2 separate regions of the Homo sapiens genome follow, and region 2 is linked to region 1. A link is a loop called in an ENCODE intact Hi-C map of the cell type or tissue named here. Cell type or tissue: heart right ventricle. All regions are shown on one strand.

Region 1 (4,000 bases):
GGTTCCCTCCAACCCTAGTTGATTTTAATTATTATTATTTTTTGGCATATGAAACATTATAGTTACTAAACACTGCTTCTACTAAACACTACTGTATAAAAAGGTGTACTGGGCTGGGTGCGGTGGCTCATGCCTGTAATCCCAGCACTTTGGGAGGCCGAGGAGGGCGGATCACCTGAGGTTGGGAGTTTGAGACCAGCCTGGCCAACATGGAGAAACCCCATCTCTACTAAAAATACAAAATTAGCTTGGTGTGGTGGCGCTTGCCTGTAATCCCAGCTACCCAAGAGTCTGAGGCAGGAGAATCACTTGAACCTGGGAGGCGGAGGTTGCGGTATGCCAAGATCACGCCATTGCACTGCAGCCTGGGCAACAAGAGCAAAACTTTGTCTTAAAAAAAAAAAAGGAAAAAAGTTGTACTGAAAAGTGTCACTCTCTCCTTGTTTTTACTATCTCATTTCCATCCCTCCATCTTTGTTTCTACCTCTTGCCCATGCCCTGTGGGTACATAGTCTCTTTAGTTTCTGGTTTGTCCCTTCCTTTATTTCTGTTACACAAATGAAAATATATGTGGGTGTTCTCTTATATTCCTTTTCTTCTGATACAGTTACTTATTGCCATACAATTCACATACCATACAACTCACCCTTTTAAAGTGTACAATTCAGTGGTTTCTAGTATATTCACAAGATGGTGCAACCATCACAACTATCTAATTCCGGAACACTTTCATCACCCCCAAAAGAAACTGTGTATCCATTAGCAGTCACTTCCCAGGTCCGCTTCCCAGTCTACTTTCTGTCTGTGTGTGTTTGCCTATTCTGGATGTTTTGTGTTAATGGATCATATAATATGTGGCGTTTTGTGCCTGGCTTCTTTCACTTAGCATAATTTTGTCAAGGTTCATCCATGTTGTAGCATGTATCAGTACTTCATTCCTTTTGATAACTGAATGTTATTCCGTTATGTGAATATACTACATTTTGTTCATGCGTCAGTTGAGGTACATTTGGTTTTCTACTTCTTAGCTGTTATGAATAATGCTGTTTTGTACATTCATGTACAATTTTTTGTGTGGACATATATTTTTAATTCTCATGGGTATATATACCTAGGAGTGGAATTGCTGGGTCATATGATTACTGTATGTTTAACTTTTTGAGCAACTGCCAGATTGTTTTCCTGTTCCCTTCTTTTTTATGTGGAGAGTATACTATACTCTTTTGCACTTTTTTTCACTCAATAGTATATCCTGGAAATGACTCCAAATCAGGTCATTCTTTTGAAGAGATATTCCTTTCATTTTCTTCGGTCTTTTTTTTTTTTAAGACACAGTCTCACTCTGTTGCTCAGGCTGGAGTGCAGTGGTACAATCATGGCTCAAACTGTGGCCTTAATCCCCTGGGCTTAAGCGATCCTCCTTCATCAGCCACCCAAGTAGCTGGGACTACAAGTGTGCACCGCTATACCTGGCTAATTTGTTGATTTTTTGAGATGGGGTTTTGTCATGTTGCCCAGGCTGGTCTCGAATTCCTGGGCTCAAGTGATCCTCTCACACTGGCCTTCCAAAGTGTTGGGATTATAGGCGTGAGCCACTGCACCCAGCCTATTCTTTTTTACAGCTGTGACTTGACTGTGTAGATGTTTCTTAACCTCTTCAACCATTCATCTATGTATGGGCATTTAGGTTGTTTCTTATGTAAATAGCCTTGCGCGTAGTATTTTGGTATCGTTAGAACCGTATCTTCAAGGTAGATTTCTGTAAGTGTGATTGCTGGTTCAAAAGTTAAGTGCACATGTAGTTTTGTTAGATATTCCCAAATTCCAGATTTTCCTCCACAAGTATACCAATTTGCATTCTCACCAGTAATGTGTGAAAGCACCAACAGAATACGTTGTCATACTTTATATATATATATATATATATATATATATTTTTTTTTTTTTTTTTTTTTTTTTTTTTTTACCAGAGATAAGTGATTAAAAGAATAGTAGTCATTCGGGTGACCCCTTGTGGATGAGTGCTTAATGCTTGCAGATGGTTGGTTCTTATAGCTTGAAAATGAAATACATTGTCCACTAATACTGCATTCATACATGTAGCTTATTATGTGCAGGTAAAGTCCATTAGTTCTGGCCTAGTCAGGATTGTTCATTTTAACATTTTGCATTTAATGGAAGTGCTACATTGATTCATAGTACCTGTGCTCTAAAATACTTTTGGGGTTTAACAGAGGATAACTGAAATTCTAAGAATATTTCTTAGGCTAGAATATGTGATATGGTAGTTACTGGTTCACATTGTACATAGTTATTTTGAACGGTATATACAGTACGTATTGATACCCATGGTATGGTAGTTATTTGGACCAGTAATGGCAGTATCTTGGAACCTGTCATAGTTCCATAAGGAAGAAGGGCAGTCGTAATGAAAATTAAACCGCGAGTTTAAAGTTCTGGGTTAGGGCAATCCTATTAGATTTTAGCGGTGCCAAAAAACCAAGACAACATGAAGAAATCCCCATCTTTTAGGGTAACAAGTGCTGCCCAGCAACACTGGAAATTTAGGTTCATTCCCAGAAAGAGTGCTGCTCCAGGTGCTTGGAACACATTAATTGAAAATCAAAGATTCTGGCACTTGATGAGTTTATATTCCATTCGTTTTCTTTTTAAGAAATTATTATTTGGCCGGGCGTGGTGGCTCACACCTGTTAGTTCCAGCACTTTGGGAGGCTGAGGTGGGTGGATCACCTGAGGTCAGGAGTTTGAGACCAGCCTGGCCAACATGGTGAAACCCCGTCTCTACTAAAAAAACAAAAATTAACTGAGCATGGTGGCGGGTGCCTGTAATCCCAGCTACTCGGGAGGCTGAGGCAGGAGAATCACTTGAACCCAGGAGGTGGAGGTTGCAGTGAGCTGAGACCCACCGCTATACTCAGCCTGGGGGACAAGAACGAGACTCCATCTCAAAAAAAAAAAAATTATTATTTTTCTTTTTTTTCGTGGTTTTCTAATGAACTGATGTTCCCAGGAAAATAGATGCTGAGTGCTGATTGTGAATGGAACCAGTAAAGGCCTGGGATAGTCTTAAAGTACAATCACCTTTGCTGCTATAAAAACTTCAAATAATACTTCATTTTACTGATTACAAAATAAGCCCACAAAAGTCACAGGATGGTAACATATTGTTCACCAGTCTCTTCTCTCTCATTTTATTTGTTTATTTCAGGCTTACTTACTTATTTATTGTATAAATTTAATGTGTACACATGATGTTTTGATATACATAGTGAAATGATTGCTGTATGTAAGCAATTTAAGATACCCATCATCTCACATAGTTACTTTTTTTGTATGTGCTAGGAACATTTAAAATCTACTTTTAGAAAATTTCTGGTATATAATATGCTAATATTAATTATATTGCTCTTGCTAACTTTATTTATTTTTTGAGACAGAGTCTTGCTCTGTCACCTAGGCTGGGGTGCAATGGCATGATCTGCGTTCACTGTAACCTCCACCTTGGGTTCAGGTGATTCTCATGCCTTAGCCATTGGAGTAGCTGGGTGTGTGCTGCCACACCTGGCTAATTTTTTGTATTTTTGAGGAGATGGGGTTTTGCCAAGTTGGCCAGACTGCTCTCGAACTCCCGGCCTCAAGTGATCTCCCTGCCTCGGCCTCCCACAGTGCTGGGATTGATTACAGGCATTAGCCACCGTGCCCAGCCCTCATGCTATATTTTAGATCTCTAGATTTATTCATCCTACATAACTGCAACTTTGTTCCCTTGACCTGCATCTCCCCTACTCTCCTAGCCACTGTTCTAGTCTCTGTTTCTATGTATTTGACTTTTTTTTTTTTAAGATTCCACATATAGAAGAGATCATTTAGTGTTTTTTTTTTTTCCTACGTCTGACTTGTGTCACTTAAGACAGTGTCCTCCAGTTTCATTTGTTTTGTTGTAAATGGCAGGATCTCCTTTTTGAAAGCTGAATACTAT
Region 2 (4,000 bases), 75 kb after region 1:
CAAAGTGCTTGTATTACAGGCATGAACCTCCGTGCCCGGCATGAGTATCTTTTTTATATCAACAAGCATGACTCTACATCATTCTTTTAAATGGCTTGAAGTGTTCTTTTATTTGATGGTGGCACAATTTATAAAACCAGTTTCTTATTGTTGAGTATCTAGATGGTTTCAATTTTTTTCAGTATTAACAACACAATGAATGACTAAATCTATGTCTACTTTAATTAGTCACTCCTACTAGCAGTGTGAATGCTTACTTCCCCATAGTCTTCAACAACAGCATGTATTAAATTTAATTAAATAATTTCAATAGTGAAAATGGTATCATTTAATTTATACTTTTTTTTATTCCTGGTGTGGTTGGATTTGTAGATGATTGGCCATTTGTTTTTCTTCTTTAATGATTTGTCCAGTTTTCAATTTCATGAGCTATTGATTTTTTAAAAAGTTTATGAAAAATTATATGCATATACATTCTTTTTTAAAGTTTATGAAAAATTATACGCATATAGTACCTGTATATTTTGTCAGCAAATTTGAAGTTAGAAATATAGCCATTAAAGGGGGAGAAAGACAGAAAAATAATTGTCTATGTTTCTTTTAAAGTGATTTTAAATTGCTTGATTTTAATTGCTTGAAATTAAGATATAAAAGGCTATCAGTGGTTGTTAACTTTCTTGTAATAAAAATGCTCGTTTGTTAACATCCTCAGCTATCAGAAACATAGCTTTTCATATCTGCCAGGTTAGTGATGGAAACATTAGAGCTCCTTATCAACTTTAGTAGTGTTAAAAAGAGTAGAGGTTCTTTAAAACAAGTAAATTGTTTAATGTGTTTGTTTTTATAGGTAAACTTGGTCATGGTGATACCAACAGAGTGTATAAACCTAAAGTTATTGAAGCTTTACAAGGAATGTTCATTCGCAAAGTTTGTGCTGGGAGCCAGTCTTCACTTGCTTTGACATCAACAGGGCAGGTAGGACTAAGGGATGAGTATAAAAGACTTAGAGTATTTCAGAGGATTAGGTGACTAAAAAGTAATACTTGTATTTAAATTTTAAAGTTCAAATAAATACATTTTTAGGCAACATGCTAAAATGAAATATCTTCTTCTGTTTGAAGTAGAGTATCTGAGAAGGAACCAGGTTTTCTAACCTGGCATATGTGACCCAGATAAATCTTAGTGGAGCCTCTGTTCTTTGTATTAAACTGACTTTCTAAAATGTTTTAGCATTTAGCTTCCCTTAAACCTTTTCTAAAACATTATGGATAGTCGGGGAAAGCTGAACTAGATCTTGATGGAGCCAGTGATATGAACTAAGAAGGCAAGAGGGTGATCAAAAAGGAGGGTAAAGAGAACACTTAGGTATGGAAAATATTCTGAGAGAGTTAGGTGTTTCTGAGAAACAGTGTGAAGTCAAGCTTAGGATAGTCAGAATTTTATGAGCCTTTATAAAGGCTCATAAGCTTTGTACTTTTATAGCTTATAAGCTTCGAACTTTTACATGCGTATTTTCACTCTTACCCTATTTGTTTGTTGAGGATAGGGAGGAGCCAGGTATAATTATAGACTGACAATATTTGTCCCTGTGTATCCATCAGTTATGGCAGTAAAAAAGTGAGCTGGCCACTTATTCTGTCATGTATAGGAGGCCACCTTGTGTCAGGCAGTGGTATAAAAGTGTTTTATGACTAATTGACAAGGCAGAGGAGCAGAAAAGCTGAAATCAGCATATAATTTGATTATTCACTGAGAAACTAGAATGCCTTGTGTTCTAAAAATCTTCAAGCTATTCATCATTACATTAGCTAGTTGCTGCCTTAAGAATATCTCTTCTACGTGTTTCTCACTATGGTTTTTGTAGTAAGAATCCATGAATTGAAGTTAGAAGATGCTTATGTATTTGATGTATACACACAGGCAAATAACAGACACCCCTTGAGCATCATGTGCTTCTTTTTTTATGAAGGAGTAATAATTTCTGCTTTGCATACAAGTGATCACATAAGATAATCATTAGAATTGAGAGTTTCTATAGATTATCCAATACTATTCAACTATTAGTTGGTAGTGGTAGTAATAATAGTAATAATAATAATAAATCCATTACATTGAATTCCAAGAGAACTTGTAAACTGTTTGCTGTATAGAATAGTTGTATTATGAGTACCTTAAGTTATATGAAATCAAATATATATGCGTGAAAAAAATAAAGTCAGAAATACTTTTAATGGGTAAGAATAGTTTTCTTTACCATTAAACTTGAGCATGAAATAATGATCAACATTTGCTTTTCCCTCAGTCTGTCTCAGCACTTTCAGGCCTCTTCTGTACTGACTTCCCACCATACTATATAGTATGGTCCAGTCTCTAAAGGCAAGCCAAGTATTTCTCATCTGGTGCTCAACCGAAGGAACGCTGCAAGAGAAAACTCTATGTAGGCCTTACTGAGTGACAGTATTACAGTGATGTGTCACTTAATGGGATATGTTCTGAGAAATGTGTTATTAGGCCATTTTGTTATTGTGAGAACATTGTAGAGAGTACCACACAAACCTAGATGGTGTAGCCTACTACGCTCCTAGACTATATGGTATAGCCTATTGCTCCTAGGTTACAAACCTGTACTGCATGTTACTGTACTGAATACCTTCAGAAATTGTAATATAATGGTAAGTATGTATCTAAACATATCTAAACATAGAAAAGTTACAGTAAAAATACTGGCATCAAAACTCCGTTAGATCTTAAGGGACCACTGTTGTATAATGTGGTCTGCTATTGACCGAATGGTGCATGAGTGTATATGATACCTCATGAGTGATTTAGGAAATCTTCTGTGATGATTTTGAGTATACATTATTTCACTGTCGTTATCTTTAGTTCCTAACATCTCCTAAAATATGCCTTATGTACTGGAATCTTGTTGCATTCTATACTTAAGTAAGTTATCTGGAAACAAGTACAAATATATGTTCTCATTTTATTTTATTTTGAACTCAGGGTCTCACTCTTTTGCTCAGGCTGGAGTACAGTGGCACAAACATGGCTCACTGCAGCCTTGACCTACCTCCTGGGCTCAAGAGATCTTCCCCATCCCAGCTCCCGAGTAGCTGGGACCACAGGCCTGTGCCACAATGCTTGACCAATTTTTTTAAATTTTTGTGGAGATCGGGTCTTGCCACATTGTCCAGGCTGGTATTGAACTCCTGAGCTTGGGTGATCCTCCTGCCATAGCCTCCCAACGTGCTGGGATTACAGGCTTAAGCCACTACATCCGGACAGTGCTCTTTATTTTTAATTGAAGTGGTTTAATCTCTCAGCAGCAGTCTTTCCTAAAATAATTGCAAGACAAAAACAAATTCTCAAATTTGATGGCATGAAGATAAGAATCTATATAATCTTACCAAAATCTATTGAAGATAAAGAAAAAAAATCATTCAGATTGCTGATTGTTTTGATTTTGTTGATTTTGGGTTGCCAAATTGTCAGTCAGTCACCTATTTGTCTTGCCAAAGACAAAATTTTTTTTTCCCACCTAACCCTTTCCCCAAGCATCTTAAATCAGTTAGTGATTCTTTTGGTATTCATTAGTCAAAAATGAAGATGTTTAAGGGGAACTACCTTGTTACTGCTTCACATGGCCCTCTTTGTAAGTGATAATTATTGCAATAATGAGGTGAGGTATTTCTAAAACTAAATAATAAACATCAGTTTTGTGATTTATATAATCCATTTTATATGATAATACCTTGTTCTAATCTTAAATCTCACCGGAATAGTGAGAAACACATAAAGGAGAAGTTTTAAGATGGTATTTTCAAAGCTGGTGAGATGGGGCAAATATAACAAATTGCAAGCCGATTAGTGGTTTAGCAGACCCTCTCAGAAGACCTTTCTGTTTTTTCTATGACCAGTTATTTTTATTTTCAGATCAGCTGTTTTTCTGCCTATACAGTGAATGCCTAAAGGCAGCATGATAAATCGCTGTAACAATCTT

The links. A loop is a pair of places that touch in the nucleus more often than their neighbours do. Peaks named below come from ENCODE experiments on the same cell type or tissue, not always from the same donor. Only the 100,000 strongest peaks of a DNase experiment are listed, where the experiment ranks them.
Region 2: it touches region 1 in a loop (2.2-fold over the local background); 24 of 110 quality-filtered maps call a loop at or near these places.

The regions. Positions count from the first base shown.
Region 1 is chr15:63,824,750-63,828,749 of GRCh38, reverse strand. The region is part of intron 1 of HERC1 (HECT and RLD domain containing E3 ubiquitin protein ligase family member 1); the gene reads left to right. Among named protein-coding and RNA genes, the nearest start is that of HERC1, 7.2 kb to the left of the region's middle. In heart right ventricle, a CTCF peak has its summit at 2,036 (motif pointing left); no DNase peak of the experiment used is centred here; H3K27ac peaks cover 639 bases.
Region 2 is chr15:63,749,933-63,753,932 of GRCh38, reverse strand. It overlaps HERC1 (HECT and RLD domain containing E3 ubiquitin protein ligase family member 1), which reads left to right. Exons shown (of 78, transcript NM_003922.4): 8 at 848-975. Among named protein-coding and RNA genes, the nearest start is that of HERC1, 82 kb to the left of the region's middle. In heart right ventricle, a CTCF peak has its summit at 1,650; no DNase peak of the experiment used is centred here.